Regions from separate parts of the Homo sapiens genome. Here region 2 is linked to region 1. A link is a loop called in an ENCODE intact Hi-C map of the cell type or tissue named here. Cell type or tissue: IMR-90. All regions are shown on one strand. Links, peaks and the distances in the headings refer to the core of each region. The heading gives the core; the rest is flanking DNA.

The links. A loop is a pair of places that touch in the nucleus more often than their neighbours do. Peaks named below come from ENCODE experiments on the same cell type or tissue, not always from the same donor. Only the 100,000 strongest peaks of a DNase experiment are listed, where the experiment ranks them.
Region 2: it touches region 1 in a loop (11-fold over the local background); 11 of 110 quality-filtered maps call a loop at or near these places.

What each region holds. Positions count from the first base shown.
Region 1 is chr6:39,093,534-39,109,572 of GRCh38, forward strand. It overlaps SAYSD1 (SAYSVFN motif domain containing 1), which reads right to left. Exons shown (of 2, transcript NM_018322.3): 2 at 10,530-12,243. The coding sequence ends at 11,899. Among named protein-coding and RNA genes, the nearest start is that of SAYSD1, 14 kb to the right of the region's middle. In IMR-90, for the core only: a CTCF peak has its summit at 8,928 (motif pointing left); a DNase peak (open chromatin) is centred at 8,638; H3K27ac peaks cover 164 bases.
Region 2 is chr6:38,968,485-38,976,484 of GRCh38, forward strand. DNAH8 (dynein axonemal heavy chain 8) reads left to right here. Exons shown (of 93, transcript NM_001206927.2): 83 at 3,108-3,181; 84 at 5,177-5,329; 85 at 5,890-6,045. Among named protein-coding and RNA genes, the nearest start is that of DNAH8-AS1, 19 kb to the left of the region's middle. In IMR-90, for the core only: a CTCF peak has its summit at 4,882; a DNase peak (open chromatin) is centred at 4,877.

The sequences.
Region 1 (16,039 bases), core at 4,234-12,233:
ACAAACTAAATAGTGACAACAAAAAGGCCATGGTTACTTTACCCTTTAGCTCCAGTCTTTGACAATCTGTAACCATTATGTACATTTCTGGCTGAAAAAAAAGCAGTGTTTTACCATATTTTTGCCCTCCAGAACCCTTCTGAACCTTCAAAATTCCTAGGAAATTGAATTTACAGCTTTAATAAAACCCTCTGCTACCCATCGATTAGATGCTACTTGACAATAAAACCACCCTCAAGCTCTTTCATCTTTCAAATCCTGGTGTTAAAAGTAGAGACTAGAGAAGCCAAACCAGAGACACACACCAAAGCAAAGACATTTCCCCCTAGTTAAGTTAAATCAATGTCCTTCCAATGGCATCCTTTGGAAAGGTACAGTTAAAAATACAGATGAAGTCTGGGCGCAGTGGCTCATTCCTGTAATCCCAGCACTTTGGGAGGCCGAGGCAGGTGGATCATGAGGTCAAGAGATCGAGACCATCCTGGCCAACATAGTGAAAACCAATCTCTGCTAAAAATACAAAAATTAGCTGGGTGTGGTGGCGTGCACCTGTAGTCCCAGCTACTTGGGAGGCTGAGGCAGGAGAATCACTTGAACCCGGAGGCAGAGGTTGCAGTGAGCTGAGATTGCGCCACTGCACTCCAGCCTGGAGACACAGTGAGACTCCGTCTCAAAAAAAAAAAAAAAAAAATACAGATGAAAAGATTTCTCATGTACACTCATTATATGAAAGAACCATGTTACATTAAGAATTATACTGTGTTGAAATATTCTCAGCTGTCAAGAAAAACATCTATAACATCCCAGCTACATAAAGCATTTACAAAAACACCTTCTAGAAATTGGTAAAGATTGTGAAGCCTGCCAAACAAGGCATGGTGGTGCCACAAGTCCAGAAAGAATGCCACCCGTGGGGTCTCAGAATCAGCTGTAACGGCAGTGCTCTCACTCACTCTCCTAGCCTTGAACAACATCTGCTTCTCAAATACAGACCTTCCTTCTGGCAGGAAGGGGCCCTTACCTCTCAGGCTCCATGACTGAGTTAGTCTTGCTGTCACTTGTTACATGAGAAATGCAATAGCTCTTGAGACATTCTGTATCCATGGTGCATATCTCCTGGGAGCATGCCAAGCCACCCAAATCCCAGTAATACCCCCAAGTTAGAGTCATCTCCATAATGAAGTGTGGGGCTCATGCACCCTCTGCATTGGCCACCCACATGAAGAACAGCTTTCTTCAGCCGCACTAAAAATGATGCATAGATGTAGATTTCCAAAGGCTATAGCAGCAAGATCACAGAAACCTTACATGAACTTCAGAATCTGACTTCTCTCTCTTCCTTGGGGCTGGATCCTCCAAAGCGATCAGATTCTAACATGAATTTCCAAAATGATCATGTTTCTTCAGGAAATGTCTCTTACAGGGCCCCTACTCACCCTGCATTGCCCAGCCTTTTATTAGGCCATGAGGATTCTGGGAAAAATGCAAATTGTCTAGGAAATGCTCCTCTTTGCAGAAATAGTTTTTTGAAAATTATATATGGGACAGAACCTGATAATAATCTATGAGAAGAGCCAGAATAGCCAAAGACATTTTTTTTTATTGATGAGGATCTAGAACAAGGCGATTGTTTCATACCAATCTGGTGCCATTTCACAATATGTTTGGCACTGCCAAACTTAGTCTAAATCTCAGAGGAAAAGTCATTAGAAGAAAAATGATTAAAACAAGCTCTGCAAAACAAAGCTATTTCTGTCCCTAGAGATGGTCCACTGTAAATGAACTGCCATGTATATAAAGAATACTCTGCCTGTCAGCACATATGCTTTTCTCTAAGAGTTATTAAAATAAGATCAATATTATTAGTGAAGCAATCAATGAAATATTTACCGAGAGAGAAAGGCAGTAAAGGACATGGAGATATGGGGGTAGGGTGCTATTTTAGGCTGGATGGTCAGGGAAGGCCTCTCTGATGAAGTGACATCTGAGAGACCCCAGTGGAGTAAGGGAGCAAGACCTAGGATCATCTAGGGGAGTGAGTTCCCAGAAAAGGCAACAGTGAAAACCCTAAAGCAGAAAGAAGCATATTTAGTTTGTTAGATCAGTAAACTATGGTTCACCACCTGATTTTATCAATAAAGTTTTATTGGCTCATTCATTTACTTATATATTGTCTATGGATGCTTTTGCTCTACAATGGCAAAGTTGAGTAATTGCAACAGAGACAGTTTGGTCAACAAAGCCTATTTACCAACTGGCCCTTTACAGAAAGTCTGCCAAACCAAGGAGGTGAATGTAACCTGGAAAGAGAGGCAGGGGCCAGATCACTTTGGGCCTGGTAGGATAAAACCACCTAAACAACCACCTACCTACTGAACAACATCCCCAAGAGATTAAGAGTGCAGATATTATTTACAAATTGAGGTCCAAAGGTTTCTTTTCACTGCCTCATTCTAAGGTACCCGTCTGACCTCTGCTTTATTTCTGGTCTCAGCCTTTTTTTCCATGTGACAGGGATGTACACATCTGAGAGGGTTCCAGGGACATATCCACAATAAGCCCAAACAAATGAGATTTAAGAAAATTGTAAAATGAATGTTCACAAATAATAATTATATGCTACAAGTTATTATGATACAAATGTGATATTTTAAACTGTATCATAAGACACAGTGAAACTACTGCTATAGACTATGTTTTCCAGCATTTTGTTTATTCAAGTAGAATTCCCTAGAAATGAAATGTATTCAAAGACCTTGCTATGCAAAGTGTGGTCCAAAGACCAGTGGCATCAGCATCACCTACGAGGTGGTTAGAAATGCAGAATCTCAGGCCTTGACCCAGACCTATTTAATCAGAATCCACATTTTCACGAGATCACCAGGGGATTTGGTGATTAAAGTGTGAGATCCGGTTTTAATAGGGATTGGCTTCTAATTACTCTTTTCTAAGAGATGGAAATATAGAATTTTAAATTTCAAAGAGGTTAGCCTGGTTTGTACTATTCATGCTAGTGACAACTGAATACAACTGAAATGTTTAATAATAGGGGATTGGCTAAATAAAGGCTGGCACATTTATCCATACAGAAATATTATGCAGCTGTCAAAATCAATACTATAGGACAATAACATGAGAATATATTCAGAGTTAATCACTAAGTGAAAAAAATCAATTGTAGATAGGACTAAGACTAAAACAAATGTAGAGATAGGACTAAAGAACAGAATATAAATGTTATAAACCTTAACAATAGGGTATAACTAATAAAATGAGGGAAGGAAGAGAGGAGGCATAAAAGGTAGTGGTGGTATGTTGATTTCATTATCTATCAGGTCAAAATATATCATTTAAGGCTGATAACTCAAGTAGTAGGTTGTAATTATATTTAAAGATACAAAGTCAATCAATTAGTCAATAAATCAGTAGAGCTGGGGGTTGGAAGATGGAGAAAAGTAGGAAGAAGGTGGAAATATAAATTTATTACACTTATTTTTTACAGATGTTAATAAACATTGCCTAAAAATATCAATTTTTAAGTAATCAATATAAAGTTAAAAATATAAACTTGAAACAGAAATGTAAACTTTCTAGATTATTGAAAGAAACACACATACACAGAAACAAAACAAGCAAACACAAAAAACCCAGAGACCATATGGTAAAAGAAGCTACCTAAACAGAATAATATAAAATGTGATGAGATAAGCAAGACTTTCATAAACATAAATAAGTTAAACTCACCTATTAAAAGAAAATATTCTCACAATAGATTATAAAAGAAAGCCCAACTAGTCTTTATATACGAGCAGCATACCTAATAAAAATAATTCAAGCTGAAAACAAAACTATGGGCAGAGGCACATGAGGCAAATGCAAACAAAAAGTAAGCAGGGCTTCCAGCCTTAATATCAGATAAGAATAAATTCAGGGCAAAATGCAATAAAGAAAACAAAGAGGGCTTTGCATAATGATAAAGGGAGCAATCTATAATGAAGACCTTAAAAATATGCTTTTTATACATTTCAAAATCTAAAGTGCTAAAAAATACTACAATCTCATGAAAATCACTGATAAAAACCATAAATAAAACTATTAACAAACAGAATCTATCAGCACATCAAAAAATAGTACATCACAATCAAGGGTGGTTTATTCCAGGAATAAAAGGATGGTTCAATATATAAATCTGTAATATTAATTGATTATATTAATTGATCAAAAAGAAAAACCATAAGATTAATTTCCACTACATTGAAAGGAGATTTTGTGAAATTCTACATCCATTCTTAATTTAAGAAAAACTTTTAAATAACGTAAGTACAGATGAGTAATTTCTTTTTTGTTTGTTTTTTTTTTTTGAGACAGAGTCTTGTTCTGTCGCTCAGGCTGGAGTGTAGTGGCACGATCTCGGCTCACTGCAACCTCCACCTCCCAGGTTCAAGTGATTCCCATGCCTCAGCCTCCCAATAGCTGGGATTACAGGCACCCACCACCACACCTGGCTAATTTTTGTATTTTTAGTAGAGATGGGGTTTCTCCATGTTCGCCAGGCTGGTCTCAAACTACTGGCCTTCAGTGATCTGCCTGCCTTGGCCTCCCAAAGTGCTGAGATTACAGGCGTGAGCCACTGCATCTGGCCCAGATGAGTAATTTCTTAAGATATCTGTTTGTCTGTCTATCTATTCACTACCCCAAAGCCAGGATCATGCTTAGTGGGAAATACTGGCACATGCTCATTAAAGTCAAGAGCAAAACAAAGATATCATTGATTACTATTCTGATTTAATATTTTTCTGGGTGCTTTAGCCAACGTAATGGACAAACAGAAAAAAATAAGAGGCATAAAAATTGGGAAAAGAGGCCGGGCACAGTGGCTCATACCTGTAATCTCAGCACTTTGGGATGCCAAGAGGGGAGGATCACTTGAGGCCACGAGTTCAAGACTAGCCTGGCCAACAAGGCAAAGCCCCGTCTTTACTAAAAATACAAAAAATTAGCCAGGCATAGCGGCGCACACTTGTAGTCCCAGCTACTCGGGAGGCTGAGGTGAGAGAGTTGCTTGAACCCAGGAGGCAGAGGTTGCAGTGAGCCAAGATTGCTCCACTGCACTCCAGCCTGGGTGACAAGATTAAGACCCTGTCTCAAAAAACAAAACAAACAAAACAAAACAAAACAAAACCCCACAGGTAAAATAAGAACTAAATTTTACATTATTTGAAAAGGAAATAATTACCTATGTGGCAAATCCAGGCAAATCAACTGAAAAATCATTATAATTAGTAAGAGAATTTGGTAAAGGACTGGTACAAAATTAATATACCAAAATCAATAGTTTTCATACACACATACACAACAACAAGTTGGAGGAAATAATAGAAGAAAAGATCTACTGAACTTAATAGCAAAAGATAAAATAACCAGGAATAACAGGGAATAGTAAGATCAATATAAAGCAAACTTGAAAATGCAACTGAGGGACAGTAAAAGAGGCTTAAACAAATGGTAGCATACCGTATTCTTGAACAGTAAAACAATAACTTATAGGTGCTTCTTCTCCTTAAGTTATCTGTAAATTTAATGTGAAACTAATGAAAATATCAAGAGAAATTTTGGGGACCTGGTCAAGTTAATTCTAAAGAACTCAGGGAGAAAATAAACATGTTAAGTGTAAGTTTTAAAAAAGAAAGCAAAAATAAGAGTAATAAAGAGGTGTCTAGCCCATTCAGATTTTAAAACACACTAAAGAGCTACAATAATAAAAAGTGAAAAAGCTGTCAGATCAAAAGAACAGACCAGAAAGCCCAAAATAGATACAAATACACAAGAAATGTGGTATATGATACAGAAGGGTTTTAAATTAGCAGGAAAGAGATGGGTTATTTAATAAATAAACCTGAGGGAACTAGATACCTGAACAAATAGATGCCTGAATAAATAAAGCTGGATCCCTATCTGTAACCCCACTCCAAACTAAATACTATAGATAAAAAACTTAAATATAGAAAATGAAAGCAATGGGTAAACATGGAAATTTTTTTGCCGTATGACAAAAACCCAGGTCATAAAATACATAAATTTGACAACAAAAAATTTCCACACAGAAACAAAAACGGCAACAAGTTTGAACAAATTGAGCAAAAATATTTGAAATGCATAATTCAAAGAGCCAATTTTCTTCATTTATGAAGAGTTCCTAAATGAAATTTTAAAATTCCCAAGAACTCAACAGAAATCACGCAAAAGCTAAAAGAGTTCACAGATAAATACAAATGGCTCACAAATTTATAGAAAGATGTTCTCCCATAATAAGAAATTTAAATTAAAACTATGAGGTGTCATTTCACTTCTCAGATATTGGCAAAGTACAGAAAGTTGGGAAAACACCCTGTGTTGGTGAGGATATGAGGAAATTGGCATTTTCATACATTGCTGGTAGGAATGTAAATAAGAATCACTTCTACGCAGGGCAACATCTATCAACATTTTCAGTCAAATATCCTTTTGCCAGCAAATCTAATTCTAAGACATTATCCCAGAGAAGTATTCCCATATGTCGAAATGACATATGTGCAAGGATATTTGTTGTACATTGTTTGCAACAACAAAAGATTAGAAACTACCTAAATATACATTAATGGAGACTTGTTGAGTTATAATCTATCCATACAATGGTACACTCTGTAGCTGTGAAAAAGCAGGAAGCAGCTCTATTTGTGCTGATGTAATTATTAAGAAATATTGTTTGCTCAAAAAGCAAGAGGCACTCAATATTCCTTTCTGGAATTGCCTCTCATCAATTCCTTTTATTTGTTCCTAAACATCCAAGTCTTCAGAATGCATCCAAGCTTGTTATTCTCCTTCATGATTATCACCTTTCTCCCAGGTGGTTTTCTCTGACCAAAATGCTACTTTTTGCCCCCACCTTCTTTTTTGGGGGAGTACCTAGTCCTCCTTTAAACTCAGCACAGTGTCATTGCCTCCAGGAAGCCTTTCCTGACCTGTGATTTAAGATCCTCTTTTGATGCTGTGGTCCTCGTTCAGACGACATACTCAGTGTGGCTTACCACACTGCACTGTAACTGTCTGGTTATTGGCTACCTCCCCCATTTGCTGTGAGCTCCTTGAGAAAAGGAACCTTGTCTGCCTTATGTCTGTATGAGCTACGCCCAGCACCAGGACTGGCAAAGTTTAGATGCTCTGTAAATGGATAGATGGATGGATGAATGAATGACATAGATAATCTACTCCCCACCATAGCGTGGATGATCTTTTAGAAATGAAAATTGGGGGCCGGCTGCAGTGGCTTATGCCTGTAATCCCAACACTTTGAGAAGCCGAGGTGGGCAGATCACCTGAAGCCAGGAGTTTGAGACCAGGCAGGCCAGCATATAGTGAAACCCCATCTCTACTAAAAATACGAAAATTAGCTGGGTGTTGTGGCACATGCCTGTAGTCCCAGCTACTTGGGAAGCTGAGGCAGGAGAATTGCTTGAACCTGGGAGGCAGATCATGCTACTGCACTCCAGCCTGGGTGACAGAGTGAGACTCTGTCTCTCAAAAAAAAAAAAAAAAAAAAAAAAGTAAATTGGATCATATCACTCCCTTACATAAAAACTTCAAATGCACATAAATAAAACTCAAACTCCTAAGAAAGAAAAAGAAAGCAAGGGAAAGAATAGCGTGTTTAGAATGGTGTCATTTGCAGGCTTGAGAAAGAACAAACATGGCAGGGTGGAGGGAGATGTTCTCACTATACACCCCATGTACCTCTTGGCTTCTAAAATATATGCATAGAAGTACAACAATATTTTATTCCTTCCTGTATTTCCAAAATGTTCTAAAATGAGCATGTACTTCTTGTTGTAATCATTTAGAGAAAACCTCAAAAATAAAGGACTTAATTTCCACGTAGTCTTTGGAGTTAGCTCCTCATTGTTTTAAAGCTATGTTTCTTCGTCTCTCGCTTTGGTGTTCCAAATGAACAGTTTGAAAAATAGCAAGCCTCATTGCTCCCTTTAAAAATGCACACCAATTTTCTTTGCTTGGATCTAATAATCACTAAATTTTCTTCCTATTTTAACATTTATTGTTTACGTCAGCGGCTCTTAATCTTTATTGTGCCAGAGATCACACCTGGGAGGCTGTTAAAATGCAGATTCTCAGGATTCTACCCTCAGACATTCTGAGTCAGTGGGGGCCCTGGAATCTGCATTTTAACATTACTACAGGAGATTCCTATGCAGGTGCGTGGTCTATAGACCATACTTTTCAAAACGTTCATCCATGACTTGTTAAGGAAAGAGTATTTTTCACATAGAAGTGAAAATCCTATATAGTATAGAATTTAGGACTGCAAGTGATCTCTCCCTTGAACACACACACACACACCTTACACCTTTATAAACATTCACATTATGTCCTGTACTTTATAATACAGTTTGTGTGCACTCATCTTGTCTTCTCTCTCAGATTTTTGAGAATGGGATCCAAGTCTTTATGTAGCCTAGTGCTCCAAAGTTGTGAAATAAAATTATGTGTGATAGAAACCAAAGCATATGGTTCAAAAGTTACTTTCTTTGGCTTAGGGAGTTGGTTTTCTCTGCCAACTATGTAAATTCTTAGTCATTCCACCTCCCCTTCCCGCAAAGCTTAGCTATGTGCAAGCAACTGTAACACTGCCTGCTAAGTCTAGAGAGGGGCTGCTGTTTTATTTTTAAATACATATATAAATCACTTCTGGTAGCTTTCTATGCCTTTCCCAGGACCTCTGATGGGCCCTTTCCTCTGTGAGTTTTAAACTGAAAAAAACATCTGAAAAAGCAGCACAAGCGGTTGAGATAAACATCCCAGAGGGTTTTCCACATTACGTAAATTTTCAAGTGTGATGTGAAGGGACCCGTGAGGTATAGTGGCAGCTCTACGCCACCGCCTGGCGGCAACATGCTTCATGACATCCCAACCCCACCCCTGCATCCCCGGGCTCTTAGGGACGCTCATCCTATGCAGGAGCTCATATGTGTGTGTCCCCAGCAGCGCCAAATCCAGGGCATCTACAAATATTTGCTGGTATGAGTGGCAGGAACTAAAAACACACAGCTCGAATTTTGATGTCTTCTGCCCAACTGAGGGTCACTGGTTCTTTCAATTCTGTAACTTTCTAAGATTTTGCAGCACAGAGCTTTTTGATTGACGCACAGATCAGTCAAAAGGCAAATGTGAAAGACAGCCTATACTCAAAGCATAACTCTAATAGCACAAAATACACATGCCTAAGTCATCACTGGCAAAGCTCCAAAGCTTTTGAGAAAGATCATTATACCCATCCACAGGGCCACTCACCCCCACCCAAACCTGAAACACTTAGAATAGGTCAGGGCTAGCATGAAAGTGATTGAGTCCCAGAGGTATAGCTCAATGACTTGGCCTAAAGAGCAGAGAGAAAAGAGAACTGAGTAAAGGTTTACCAGTGTGAAGGATGCTCACATAGGCCTCCAGGGACTCCACATCCACTGAGATTAGGAGACAAAATAACCCCAGATGGCGGGGATGGGGGTGGCAAAAGTTCTTTCAGTAAACATAAAGAACTTCCTAGGAAGTACCTGGAATCTTCTTTAGGGGTTCACTAGAAACAAATTATCTTTAGTTGGGAATAAATGATGGCCCTGCCCAAGGTTGGGGGTGGGGAACACACTTGATGGTATTTTGGGGTCCCTTCCAACTTTAGATGTAGAGTCTTGTTGAACAGTCCCTATCAATAGGCAAGATGGGATAATGTGAATAAAAGCAAAAACCAAGTTACTTGTTAGACTTGGACACAAACGACTTCACTCGTGTATAAAGCTATCACAGTGACTGCATCTACCTCTGGGATTTCAAGTTCCCTGATGACAGAAGAATCCTTTAATGGAAGCTGCATGCTGGGTTAATGGTCAGGCTGTGAGTGGAAATTCTGAGATCAATAGGCCTAAATTCGGAAAATCAAGGCTGCACCTAAAACCTAATGGTCTGATCAGAGCACCAAATACTTATTGTTCTTTCTTCTTCTCCCTGCCAGGCCATTAATTGATTCACACACTATTTTTCCTAGAAGTTAATGCCATCATTACATGCACCTTTGGTAAGAGGTTAGAAGTGACAAATTGTTCACAGAAAATCTCATGCAAGATGGGTTTGAGGCAATCTAGACTCCACCTCAAAAACAGCTGCATTTCAAAAATCACTACTGAGGTCCACCCATAGGTCAAGTCTCATGCGTGCTTAAGTCTTTACCCCACTGGGATTACTAATTGGATCAAACCTAATTCAGAGTTACAGGCATTTTGTTTTAGGGGAAAGTCTGAATTATATGTTTTTAAAATACAAATTAGTTCTTTCCTACAGCAATGCTTACTGCCCTGAGCACTGCAGTAAAACTTAAGATTAGGGAATTACTCCCTTGTATGGGGCTTTTATGAAACAGAAAAGCCCAAGGAAAGTATCAAGAAAATTAAGAAAGCCTTAAGAAAATAAATCAGTCAACAAAATTGTATCTTAAATACAATCAAAACTTCATGTTTAATAGGGATTCATCTGTTTCCCATACTTTTTACATGTTCAGTTCAGACAGAACTCATGGAAGAAAAGACTTTTCTGTGAGATAGAACAGACCATCTGCTTGACCGGATGGCTCTGAGGGACAGCCAAACTCCCAATGGCCAAAGGGCTGTGAGGAAGGGCAACACATATCAGAAGAATTTTCAGCAAGGGCTGAAACACAGTAAGGTTAGCCACAAAATGGAATGAGAGAAGCCCTAACCCAATGGGAGTTTGCCTAATTTTAATGAACCCAAACTCTAACATTGTACTGGAAAAGCAGCATTAAAATCCAGCCTGATTATCACAATTTACAGAATTTCTCACCAGAGGCCCACAGGTGAAAAAGCTGCTTACTCTAAAGCCCTTAGAACCGTATTGTGAACTGCGCATGCGAGGGATCTAGGTTGCGTGCTCCTTATGAGACTCTAATGCCTGATGATCTGAGGTGGAAGTTTCATCCTCCACCACCACCCCGTCCATGGAAAAACTGTGTTCCACAAAACTGGTCCCTGGTGCCAAAAAGGTTAGGGACTGCTGCTTTAGAATATAAGAAACAACTCAAGCAGCCAACGGGTCTGGAGTTAACACTTCCAGCCCTCCCCTTTGTACACACTCAACACTTCTTGCTGAACTGGCCGTTAATAACCACTTGTGAAATCCCTCCCCACACCTGCACTTAGGCGTTTGTCTCTTCCTACCTTCCTTTACTGAGTAGTGGCAAAATAATAGGAGAGTGGAAGATGGTGATGGGCAATGAAGAGGGACCTATTTCTGAAGAGGAGATGTTTTAAAGATATTTTATTTTTCAATACCAGTAATGACTGAAAATTAAAGAATTAAAGCAGGAAGCAAAACAAAAACAAACAAGAAACCCAAAACTTGCAACCTAAACTCTCCGGGAAAAAAAAAATTGCTATAAATGTTAAAAGACTTAAAGAGAACATTGACAATGCAGCCCTGATGTACCTAATCATACTTCAAACTGCTGGATGTTTTAAGCTGAGAATCTCCCCAGTGCCTTTCTAGTGCTCTAAAATCATCTCCCAAACAGATGAGAAATGAAACAAACAGGTCTCCCTTCTTGAGTACATAATTTTTATAAATTGCGTCGGACCCACAGTGAATGTATTTTAGAGAGTTTCACCAAAACTATCAAAGATCAAATGGCAGCAAAAGATCAGGGAAAGAAGGTAGAAAAACTATGCAGTCACAGAGCTAACCCGCAAGCTGCCCTTAGTCCTATACACCTGAAATCAAATCCATAGCCAATGGTGAGGAAGACCACATCAGAGGTTAGCTGCATGACAGCACAGCTGGGTCCTATCTCCCTGCCAGGGGTCTCAACTGTAACTCGCGCTCCAACTGCTCTGCAGTCAGGGTGCCCTGGATGGCTTCACAGCCTGGATTGAACACAGAGTAGGCGCTCTTCTCTCCCTCTTTCTTCTCTTCAGGGCCTCGTGTCCCGACGTACATCCAATAGAACAAGGACAGGACAAAATATGCCAGGCCAAATTCCAGTTCCACAAACAGTCCCAGCAGGACCAACCAGAGAAGAACCTTCAAGAAGGTGATATTGGTCAGGAAAGACTGGTCCCAGCACGACGGCAGAGGAATGGCTGTGTTCCATGGTGTCTCTGATGTGCTGCCCTGGGGCTGAGCCGCTTCCTAGGATACACAAACAAACAAAAGAAAGAATAAAGGGTAATGGAGCTGAGATGATCAAAACTAATCTGAAAAGGCAGTTTTCATTGCTCTGAGAAGGCTGCTGGCTCATTGATTTCTATTCTTTCATGCAACTCTCTAAAACAATCATCTCCAAAGAACCTATGTGCTCTACTCCAACTGAATCAAAACTGATCAGCACTTAGTGAGATGTGACCTAATAAAAGCCCTACGTATTCAGACAGATTCTTATTCGTGGGAGTCATTTCTTCAGATTAGTCTGCTGCTAAGAAGAGCTAATTTGTGCCCCATACAGAAACTCCTGAATAACTGATAATGCAACAGTCATGACAAATGCTTCAAATACAGAGTCAATATACCTTTGTTGATTGGATTAGATGACCTAAAATATTACAAGTGACATGATTCTAAAATAGAGACAGGAAACAAAAATCCTTTTTACGTTTAAAAAAAAAAATCAGCCAGGTGCACACCTGTAATCCCAGCACTTTGGGAGGCTGAGGCAGACAGATCACTTGAGCTCAGGAGTTTGAGACCAGCCTGGCCAACATGGTGGAACCTCATCTCTACTAAAAATACGAAAATTAGCCAGCATGGTGGCACACGACTGTAATCCCAGCTACTCAGGAGGCCAAGGCATGAGAATCGCTCAAACCTGGGAGGCGGAGGCTGCAGTGAGCTGAGATTGCACCACCACACTCTAGCTTGGGCAACAGACCAAGACACTGTCTCAAAAACAAACAAAAACCACTGTTACAGCCATTACTGGGCCCCCTTACCTTCCCATCCCGTGATTAACCTACACAGGTCATTGTCACTCACCCAAGGCCCAGCCAATGTCTCCTAACTAGACTCCCTGCCTCCTATCTCTTCCCTCCCCAAGCCATCCTATGTACAACTGCTAAATGAATTTTCTTAAAGACCTATTACCCTCCTGTTCACAAACCTTCAAAAACTTTCACTGTCTACAGGATAAAATCCAAACTCCTTGGGCTGGAACCCAAGACCCTCAATTTGTTCAACAGATTGAAATGCCAGTAGACAGGCCCCTGTGCCAGATGCTAATGGCAGACACAGGTATTTAGACAGCTCTGTGTCCAGTCCACTGTTTTCGGAACTCTTTTGAACATGACCTACAATAAGGAATACATTTTAGACTGTAATCCAGAATACATATATGCAACAAAGTTTCACAAGTCAACACTTACCCTCCCTGAGACATTCTCTTGTATTTCCTATTCTACTTTAAAAACATTTTTAATAGGGAACAAGATCTTCTATATTAATTTCACCATCCACTAATGGGTCACAGTGGTCTAGGAAATTCCATGACAACACGATCCACAATCTTTTGTTCCATAAATGACCCTTCTTCTCCAGCTTAACTGGTCTTATTACCCAAAGATATTCTCAGTCCTCATCTCAAGCCTAGAATTCCGTCCACTTCCTCTTTCTTCCTTAACTCTTTGCCTTCCTTCCAGGCAAGCACCGTTCATGAACTGTCAGCCCTGACCTCCCTGGGCATCAGGGAGGGTGCCCCCTCTGCCTCCCCCAGAACTAGCTCTCCCGTTCATTAAGCACCAAACTATTCAGCACTACAGTGTCTCTCTTTTACTATAGGTCATGTCATGTATGATGCCAGATTGTTTAAGTACCAGGAAGCCACGTGTCTCCAGATCCAAACATGGCATCCCATACTTAGGTTCTCAATTCATAGCAGAACTTTCAGTTCATCTCTTCAGTTACATCCCCTATTCTTCTTCACGTGCATATTTAAAAGGGGATCACAAATACTGGTCATCTGATTTATGATGTTTCAGAAGTTCTATTTTGTCAGAACCTTCTTTTTTAGCATCAACATTGTAATTATTATCTTTTCAGTTAGATTAGAAAGTCTGATTGGAGAGGCCCTTATATTATCAGCCACATCCCTGACCCCTGATACTCATTAAAGAAAGAAATGTCTGTTTCAGATTTGACATGCATGCACAGTATGCGTTCTGGCCCAAGAAGAATGCATCTGGGCAGTGTTCTGGGCAAAGGGGAGAGTAGCATGAGATGACGGGGCTAAGGAGGGAGGGCATGAGGGTGGGAGCCAGATAAAGTAGGGCCAGGCAGGTTGCAGTGAAGATTCTGGAAATGGGAAACAGCTGAAGGTCTAAGCAGGGAACTAACCAAAAGCATGAAATCCCTGGTGCTAAAAAGGTTGGGGAGGAGGCCTAGCAAGAGAGAGCCAGACATTGACCAGGGTGGTGACAGCAGTCAGATGGAAATAGTGGACTGATGGACACAAAATACATTCTGAATATACATGCTGAGATTCACAATAAACTAAATTTATCATTTAGGGAGTATAAAAAGAAGAATGTTCCTATGTCACCATTTACTGAGAGCCTTCCAATGTATGAACTCTGGTAATCCAGGAAGCAGGCATTATTATTCCCAACTTACTGATAAGAAAACACTGAGAGGTTAAGTAATTTCCCTAAAGCCATAAAACTAGTGATAGGCAGAGATGAGGTCAGTCTCGGATCCTAGGATGGTCTCCTCCAAAATATATTTTATTTAATTAGGGGCCTTTATGGGGGGTGGCAGGAGAAAGGTTAGGGAGCTAGAGGTAGATGGGTGTGGGGGTGGGGGGGTAAACAAACTGACGAAGGGAACAAACAAGAGGAGAGATACGGACATTCTTCTGCCTCATTTGGAACTTGTCGGAGTACCAGTTCCCTTCTGCTGTAAAACCTGGGTGAAGAAGTGTTTGTGACTGTTACATCACACACAGGCATGGCCCAAGGAAGGCACTGCCATTCCTCAAATATCAAGCTGCTTCTTACCTTAGGGCCTCTGCACTTGTGGTTCCCTCTGAGAGGAATGCTCCCTTCCCCTCATATCACTTGGTTGACCCCTCCTACTACAAACGGCAAAAATGTCACCGTATGTGCCCTTGGCTTAGTCCCCGTTTTTGCCAGGGTGGTTCCTTCTTGTTAAATGTCTCCTCCTTAGTGAGTTCTCCCTGCTCAGCTGATTTAAAATAGTACTCTGCTCCCCTCACCCCTAATTCACTATCACAGTCTACTGGTTTTATCTTTTTTCTTTCATAGCATTTATCTGGTTTTGTTTATTGTCCTCCTTTCCCTGCTGCCCCAAGCTCAAATGCAAGTTGTACAAGAGTAGGACTTGTGTGTCTTAATTACACTGTCTCCCAGGATTTAGAACAAAAGCTGGAACACAGCGGGCACATGACAAGATTTTTGTTGAATGAATGAATGATAGTGAGGGAAAGGAAGAAATTCAAGATGACTACTAGATTTTGCGGGGGTGAGGCACAGCTGTGCTTAGCCAGGCGACTCCAAAGGAGAGCCTTTGAGCAGAAGGCCAGCCTGAGCCAAGGCCTGGAGGTCAGGAGTGGTGGATGGGTATGGGAAATGGGTTCTGGGGCAGGGTGGTGTGCTGGGGGCTTGCCTGGGATATGGCTGGAGAGGGAAGCAGGAGGTTTCTGTAGGAATTTTTAAAAGTTACCAGCATTTTTGTCCTAATGTGGAAGAAGCTCGTCACAGAATTATTTCAGGAAACTGCTTTTCTCCAAGCAAAATCTGGTAGTGGGAAGGAGGATGTAGATACTTCCTCATCAATGACTGCTGAAAAGATGCAGCGGCATTGTCAGTCACAGCGAGGCCCGGGTCGGGGCAGAGGCATCATTGCAGTCAGAGCTTGGCCCAAATGGAGGCCGCAGTGGCTTTGTTGCTCCAAATGACATGGTTTAGTTATTTTGATGGCC
Region 2 (8,000 bases), core at 1-8,000, 130 kb before region 1:
ATTTCTACAAGGAAGATGTACAAATGGCCAATAAACACATGAAAAGATACTCAGCTTTGTTAGTTATTAGGGAAATGCAAATTAAAATCACAATGAGATATTTCTTCATTCCCACTAAGATAGCTATAATCAAAGACAGGGACAACAGCAAGTATTGGTAAGGATGTGGAAAAATTAGAACATTCATACATTGCCAACGGAAATGTAAAATGGTGCAGCTGCTTTGGAAAACAGTCTAGCAGTTTCTCAGAAAGTTAAAGATAGGGTTACCACATGACTCAGCAAACTTGCCTCTAAGTATATACCCCCAAAAAACTGAAAATATACATCCACCCAAAAACTTGTATGTGAATGCTCATAGCAGCATTACTCATACTAGCTAAAAAGTGAAAACAACCCAAATGTCTGGGGCTGATGAACAGATAAAGAAATGTGGTATATCCATGCTGTGAACTCTTAGTCAGCCATAAAAAGGAATGAAGTAATACATGCTACAATATGGATGAACCTTGAAAGCATGCTAACTGAAGGAAGACAGACACAAAAGACCATATATTGCATAATTCCATTTAATGAAATGTCTGGAATAGAGACAAAGTAGATTGGTGATTGCTGGGGTGGGAAGGGGGAATGGGAAGTGACTGCTAATGGGTATGGGGTTTCTTTTGGGGTTGATGAAAATGTTCTGGAATTAGATGATTTGATAGTAGTGATAGTTATGCAACTCTAAAAACATATTTTAAAATATTAAAGTATACACTTTATAATGAAGTATATATTTCATAATTTATATGGAAATTATACCTCAATTATAAAGGTTCAGAAATATATATTTATTGAGCATCTACTGAGTGCCAGGCACTATCTAGGTGCTGGGTTGGCCACCATGTCTAAGTCCCTAGCTGATATTCTAGACTGGGGATAAAACAGACAGTTATTGATAAACAAGGTAGTACATAATATCCTAAGAAGAAAAGTATAAAATATGCTAAGAAGCAGGGGAAGGGACAGAGTGATGGGAGAGGTGTGCCGTTTTAGATAGAACAAGGTCCGTCAGGAAAGTCTTGCTGACAGGGTGAGAAAAACCTGAGATGTGAAGGGAGTGAGTCTGGAACTCTGAAGGAGGGAACACCAATGAGGCTGGGGTGGGCCTGGGGAGGAGGCTGTTATGGATGGAGGAAAGTGAATGGATAGGGGGGTGGTGAGATAAGAAAAGGTGTGTGTGGGGGGGAGTGGGGGGTGGTGTGTGGCAGCAGTAGCAGGGACTGATTGTGTAGGGCCTTATAGTCTGTAAATAAGAACTTTGGTTTGGATTTTGGATTTTGCCTTGGATGCAATGGGAAGCCATTGGATGGTTCTGAGCAGAGGATGAACATAATCTGATTTAGGGCTTGAGAGACCCCTCTGGCTGCTGTAGGAAGAATAGCTAGTAGAGGACAAGGGTGGAAGTGAGGTTGTCACCAGTTAGGAGGCCATTCCAAGAATCTAGGCAAGAGGTGGCGGTCACTTACACCAGGAAATAAAAGCAGAGTTGGGAAATGGCCAGATTCTGGATATGAAGGGATGCCTCTAAATCGCCTCTTGACCCAATACCTGGATCAAGCAACAACTGTCCCAGGGCCACCTGAACGAAAACTAGACCTTCCTTGTAGAAGGTGTGTTTCAGAGGAGTTGGAAGAAGACAGAGAGGCTGTGGCTCACACTCATGTGTTAATACTTTTTGAGCCTATCACTTTCCCTCATTGATCTATTGAACATTTGTGTGTTCTTCCGAAATAAGTGGGGCTCGATATCTATCCACGATCCAGAGGCTCCTCCCATTCAAGTCACGCCTCTCCTTTCTTCTGCTTTTATAGGCTGGGTGGGATTCTTTTCAGGTGCCAGATTCCCCTTAGGAGCTGGAAAGATTCATGTGGGCTTTGGTGGGAAAATCCACCTTTGCTTGTTAATACTTGGCCCATTTCAATTCCTGATTCTCCAAGCAGTGAGTGCTCTTCCATCCTCCTTCAGGCTCTCATTGCAAAGTGTCTCCCTGTGACCCTGAGCCCACGAATAATCCCTAATCTTGCACCCTGCAGACCCTCTCAGAATATCTGGCCATTAACCACAGGATGCCATTTAAATGGTGTGTCCTGACAGTGTCTCTGGTTTCTGACATACTTCCCTCCCCACCCCATGAAGTCTCCAGCTTCTTATAGTCTCTACCAGCAGTTACCATAAACACACACTGGTTCACAATGTCTCCATTGATTGCTTTTCCTTGTACAGGGATTATGCCTCTAGAACTCAAGAAAATTTGGGTCCACAAGGGCTTGCTTAAGAGTTAATTTCCAATTGCAGTTGTGCAAACATGATTCTCAGACTTCTTCATTTTAGCTAATTCATGTGGGAGGTCACAAGCATGGTTCTCTGCCTGGGACATCTGGTCCTAAATGGTGTATTATCTCTGGAATTATGACATTTCTCATCGTGGAGTGTTTTCATGTTTAGTTCCAAGGTGGTGATTTAATCTGAGGAGCAGCTGAGAACTAGGTCTTAGACAGTTGCCCCTGAATGTACCCGTCACAGGGCTGAACTGTCTCAAATTTCATCTCAGAAAAATGATCAAACATACAAAGAAAACCAAAACAAGCAGACAGAAAACACTGTGAGCCTGATATCTAAAAGGAATAAACAGAAAATTAAATCTTTACAGAAGCGTCTGCTAAAACGCCGAAAAGGATTCTAACCAAAACTTACAGCAAAACTAAAAAATCCTTTTTCCCTACAAATACCTGTGATAGCATTGTAGTTGCCTCTCCCACCATTGATCTTGTTCCTCATTGTCTCCAAAGAATCTCAAACTCTCTAAAAGCCCACCATACGTGCCTTTTTCTCTCCCTTCCTGACCCCCAACCCACGCTTTTCCGGGTGGTGCCTCCAGGTCTCTGCTCCATGCATTTCTCTGATCCACACAACCAAAGGCCAGGCCTGTTTGAACAGCAAAGATTTTTTTTTTTTTTTAGAAACAATAGAAGGAGGCTATAATCATTCAGAAATTAATTTTTCATTCTAATCCTGCTGTAAGAGTTGTGTTTCATCATAGTGAACTTTCTCCTATGTTACAGAATGTAGAACTATCTCAATGGGGCAAGGACAAGAAGTACATGCTCGAAAGCTGATTCAGATGTCAATGCAGCAGGTATGTGACAAGAGACTGCTCCTGCTGCAACATTATTGCTAGAAACCCCACAATCATGGATGTTACCACATTCTTCTCGTGATGCTCAATCCTGGTTTTTCCATTTTTGTTTATCATTACCTGTGAATTTTAAACCTCAGTCTAGTTTCCTCCTGATATTCGCATGGAAAGCTTATTCCATTTTCTATAGTATATGCTCCATTTTACCTTCACCAATTTTTTGTTCGTTTTATGATTTGGGAGACACACCTTCTGATTTCTAAGAATGCATCTCTAGCAGTCTTGGAATTTCATGATCAATATGAATAGGTAGTACTTAAGGAGTGACAGATTGAGACAGTTAAATTTCCATTTTCAGTTAAAGGCAGACTTTCATTTTTCATTAACGGATCATTTCAGGCAAAGAAGGAATATTTAAGGATGCTATGTTTAAATACTGATAATGGTTTTCACTAATAATTGCAAGCTGAATGGAGTGTTGAGAGAGATTTCCCATCACACCTAATAAATACACAGGACATTAATTTTCTAGAAATGCTCTGTAGATAGCCATTTCAGCTGTAATAAGAAATTATACCATTTATAAAAATAAAATAAGATATTGGTTTATTTTTAAGCTTTTGATCTCAGAATGTCTGTACAAACTTTGGTGCAGCTTTTCCCTGGGAATTAATGACTAGAGAGGGTTAATGGGCTAAAACTCTGTTGGGTCATCAACTTTTCCAGCTAGTCATTAATTCTCAAATGCCCTAAGCCTCAATCTTTATCACTTAATTAAATTCAATAATTTATTTAATTTATACATGTATATCTCAAAGCAATTATACATAATTATTTTTACTCGGATCAAATGTTTCACTCTATTGAGTGATTTGACAGTTTAACTTTGGGCCTTAAATAATTTCTTTAGTTTCTGTGGGTGCAAAACTTTAATTTAAATACGGTGTTCATGTTAACTGTCTTTGGAATACTAGCCTTTATAACTTCCATGGTCTGTTTGTCAAAGTGGGGTAAGTATTGATTATATGGCATAATCAGAAAAGAAAACCAGACATGAGCAGGTGCAGCCATGTTGCCGCCTTGAGGGACACCATGTTTAGCATAAAGCTGGCATTGTGGAACACAGAGTGGGGAACCAGAAAGTAAGTGGGTCCATGATGACACAAACTAATCCTGAATGCTGTTTTCCTCTGAAACCCCAGTTGTATAGACGGCACATCCCCTTTACTAGTTAAGCCGGTGTGAGTTGTATTTTCGCTTACAGTTGAGACATGGTATATATGCCTTGCCATATATTTATCATGCTCACTATTTTGTAGTTTTATGTAGTTCAAGATAGCTGATTCCTGTATAAAGGTATTAAAATGTCTAGTAAAGAAACTATGTTCTCACAGGGCAGTGATGGTTTTGTGACATATTGTTTAAGGTAGTTTGTTTAATCAAGTATTTATTTAGAAAGTGCTTAATAAGTTATGTGGTTTCAGGAAAGTGTGGAGAGTGATGATAAAGAATAAAGCTTAGCATTATGGTAGTAAATGTCACCAAACGTATTGTCTCCAGCTTTCATGAGATCATGTGTATCTTTCTTTGTAACTATGAATAACTGTGAACCAGTCTTCTGGGTTTTGGGGGTGAGTCAGTTCTGATTTACCTTAGGCAGGACAACTTGTTACTGATTCCAAAATACCCGTTCCCACCATTAGATGGTGCACACACTGTACTTACACAAGTCTGCCTTCAAGTTTTAATTTCTGTTCCTTTCTGAACCAGGGGTGGCAGAATACAATCATTTTGAACCCACTTGATTCTAAGTAATTAGCTTGTACCAATTACTTGTACCATAGCAGGAGAAATGATTGTATTGACATATAATTTTTAAAAATGTGTTCAAAACAGAGTATTCACATGGTTTTTAAAAAAAGTGCACATTTTGTTTTATTAAAATCATAGCAAAAAGGTTACAAGAAATAAATATGAACTTATTTTTGGATACAGGGTGGTTGGGTATTACTACAAAATTGCCACCTTGGCCTGGAATTCATGGAAGAATTACTAGAGACGCTAATTACCACTGAAGCCAGTGATGATTCTTTCCGAGTATGGATAACTACGGAGCCCCATGATCGATTTCCAATTACATTGCTTCAGGTTTGTTACTAAACGTCTTTTCATCGAGAGTCATAGTAATAAAGATGACATCATTGACATTGTTGAAAGATGGGAACACAACAGGGCTTTTTGGTCCTGTAGGGTCTGGACTGCAAGATCTTATACTATAATACTATAATCATCAAAATCTTGACATCAAGGTTAGACTGTAGTAAATATTTCCATAGAAGAGCTCTAAGACTTAGTACTAATTTATTGAGTTTCAGCTCTGATCAATGTACTTAGTTTATACAATGCTGAACTTTGCCCCCACTTTATGTACCATAAGCATATTGTTTTCTGATATACAGGTTGAGCATCCTAAATCTGAAAATCGAAACCCGAAATGCTCCAAAATCTGAAACATTCTCAATGCCAATAGAATGCTCAAAGGCAATGCTCATATAACAATTTAATGCTAATATTCCAAAATCTGAAATTCAAAACACTTCCAGTCCCAAGCATTTCAGATAAAGGATATTCAGCCTAATATTGTAATTTCTATTTTATTCTTTATAGTAATTTATAGAAACAAAAGCACTGTTTTCTTTTCATGACAGACCTCTCTCAAATTCACTAATGAGCCACCCCAAGGTGTACGCGCAGGTTTGAAAAGAACATTTGCTGGAATTAATCAAGACCTTCTGGACATCAGTAATTTACCCATGTGGAAGCCGATGCTTTACACAGTAGCATTTTTACACTCCACTGTGCAGGTAACTGCAGAAAGCAGTTTTCACATTTAGGAGATGGCCAGTGGTGTGCTGAGGCCCCATTGGAGAGGCTTCCAGGAGGGTGCTATCCGTTGCCGCTCTGTCTCCTTACTCTCTTTTCCTTCATAGCACTTTCCCCACCTGGTATAGTGTATATTTGTTTATGTATTTTGTGTGTGCCCCCTGCCCCAACCCCCAACCCTGACTATTGGAATGTAAGATTCTCCAGGGTGAAGACTGTCTTTTCGTAACTGCTGACTCTCCTACTGTCACAACAGCACGCAGGGGATTGTCAGAGCTCAATAAATATTTGTAGAATGAGCTAATGGATTATAAAGATAGGAGCTTGGTTTTGAAAGTGCCTGTGCTGGCCAAGAATTTTATGTGCACCATCTCCTGTAATACTAACAACCACATTTCAAGATAGGATTATCACCATCCCAAAGATGTTAAGTACTCTTCAAATGTGGTTGCTAGGATTGGCTGAACTAGGATTGGCTGGCTCTGATTTATGTATTGTTTTGACTCTATTTATTACCTGATAGTAAAAGTGGTGGTGATGTTGGAGGAGGAGGAGGAACAGCAGCTCCCTGTCTTTCTCAAGTCATTTGCTGTTTGCTTTTACAGTCTTAGTACTGACGCAGTAATTTAATAATTTTATGATTACCAAGCAACTTGTCTGTTACGATTTTTTAAATTATTGTTAGTGTTTTGTTCTGCATCTGAATTTTATATTTTGTTCTGTAATTCAAAAGCTATACATTTTCAATGCACTGGATCCATTCCTTGATTTCACAGAGAATTGAAGAGATTCCTTTAAGCCCTACCTGGAGTTCTTTCTTTCCTGGGGTTGGGGTGAAGGACAAAATAAATCAGTTGGTCTATCCCAGGAGTCAGGCTTTTAGCTGTGTACAGTGATGGGCAGAACTTCACATTACCTCTCCCTGCCCTGTCCAAAGATGGAGGGGAACTTAATGCTCATCCCAGAAAATACTGTGTGTATTTACCCCTAATTCATTATCCCTACCACTTTACTAGGTTCCTGGCTGCCCAGGAGAGGGATGTGGTGTTTGTCTGCCTCCCAACACTGAGAAAGTTAAAATCAGATTAAATGCTTTGCTGGTGGTTATCTTTACTAAGTTCCATTGTGGCCTTTGGATTGTCAATTACAGCTTTCAAGTCACAGAAGCCTATTTCATACATTCTTATCTGGGAATTGTTCGCTTTGCTAGACCTTATCACATCCTAATACAAATATTGCTTTAACTCTGCTATTTCATTCCCAATTCACAAATAATATTTTATGATTGTGTTCCCAGTAGTGATGATTCAACTCTTCCACTGTGCTTATCATGGAGAGCTGGTTGGGGGTATTTGCCATATGGTTAATGTGGCAACCTGTGTTTTTAGTGGCCATTATCCAAGTGCTAAAGGGAAGAAGAGCAACAGGACCATGGTCCAGCCATGGGGCTAAAGTGCCCTTGCACTTAACACCACATGTGTTTGGGTTAAAACGGAGGAAAAATATTTTCACTGCTAGGGCGGTGAAGTTACCAGTGGAGTGTCCAGGAATAAAAGGCTGAATATCTCTTAAAATCAAATAATAGAGGGCTAGAAATAACACTTCACTAAGAGTCAGGAGGCCTGGACTTTCGTGCTTGCTGTGAAATCAGTTAGCTGAAAGCAGTTAGTTGATCAAGTTATGTCTCTCTCAGGGCTTCTGTTTCCCCATCTGTGCAGTTAGAGGCAGAAGTAGGTGATCTTTCAAGGTTTTTTTCAATTTCTAAAATTCCATCGCCCAATTCTGTGACAATACAGTGAGTGTAGGTAATTCTTTTTCATCAATTTCAGAAGTGTTTACTGTGATATTTCCAAAATCTCCTGGGAATTTTAGACATATGTTTCAGAAATATCACAGAAGTGTTTGCTGTGATTTTGTGTAAATATTTTTTTTACTT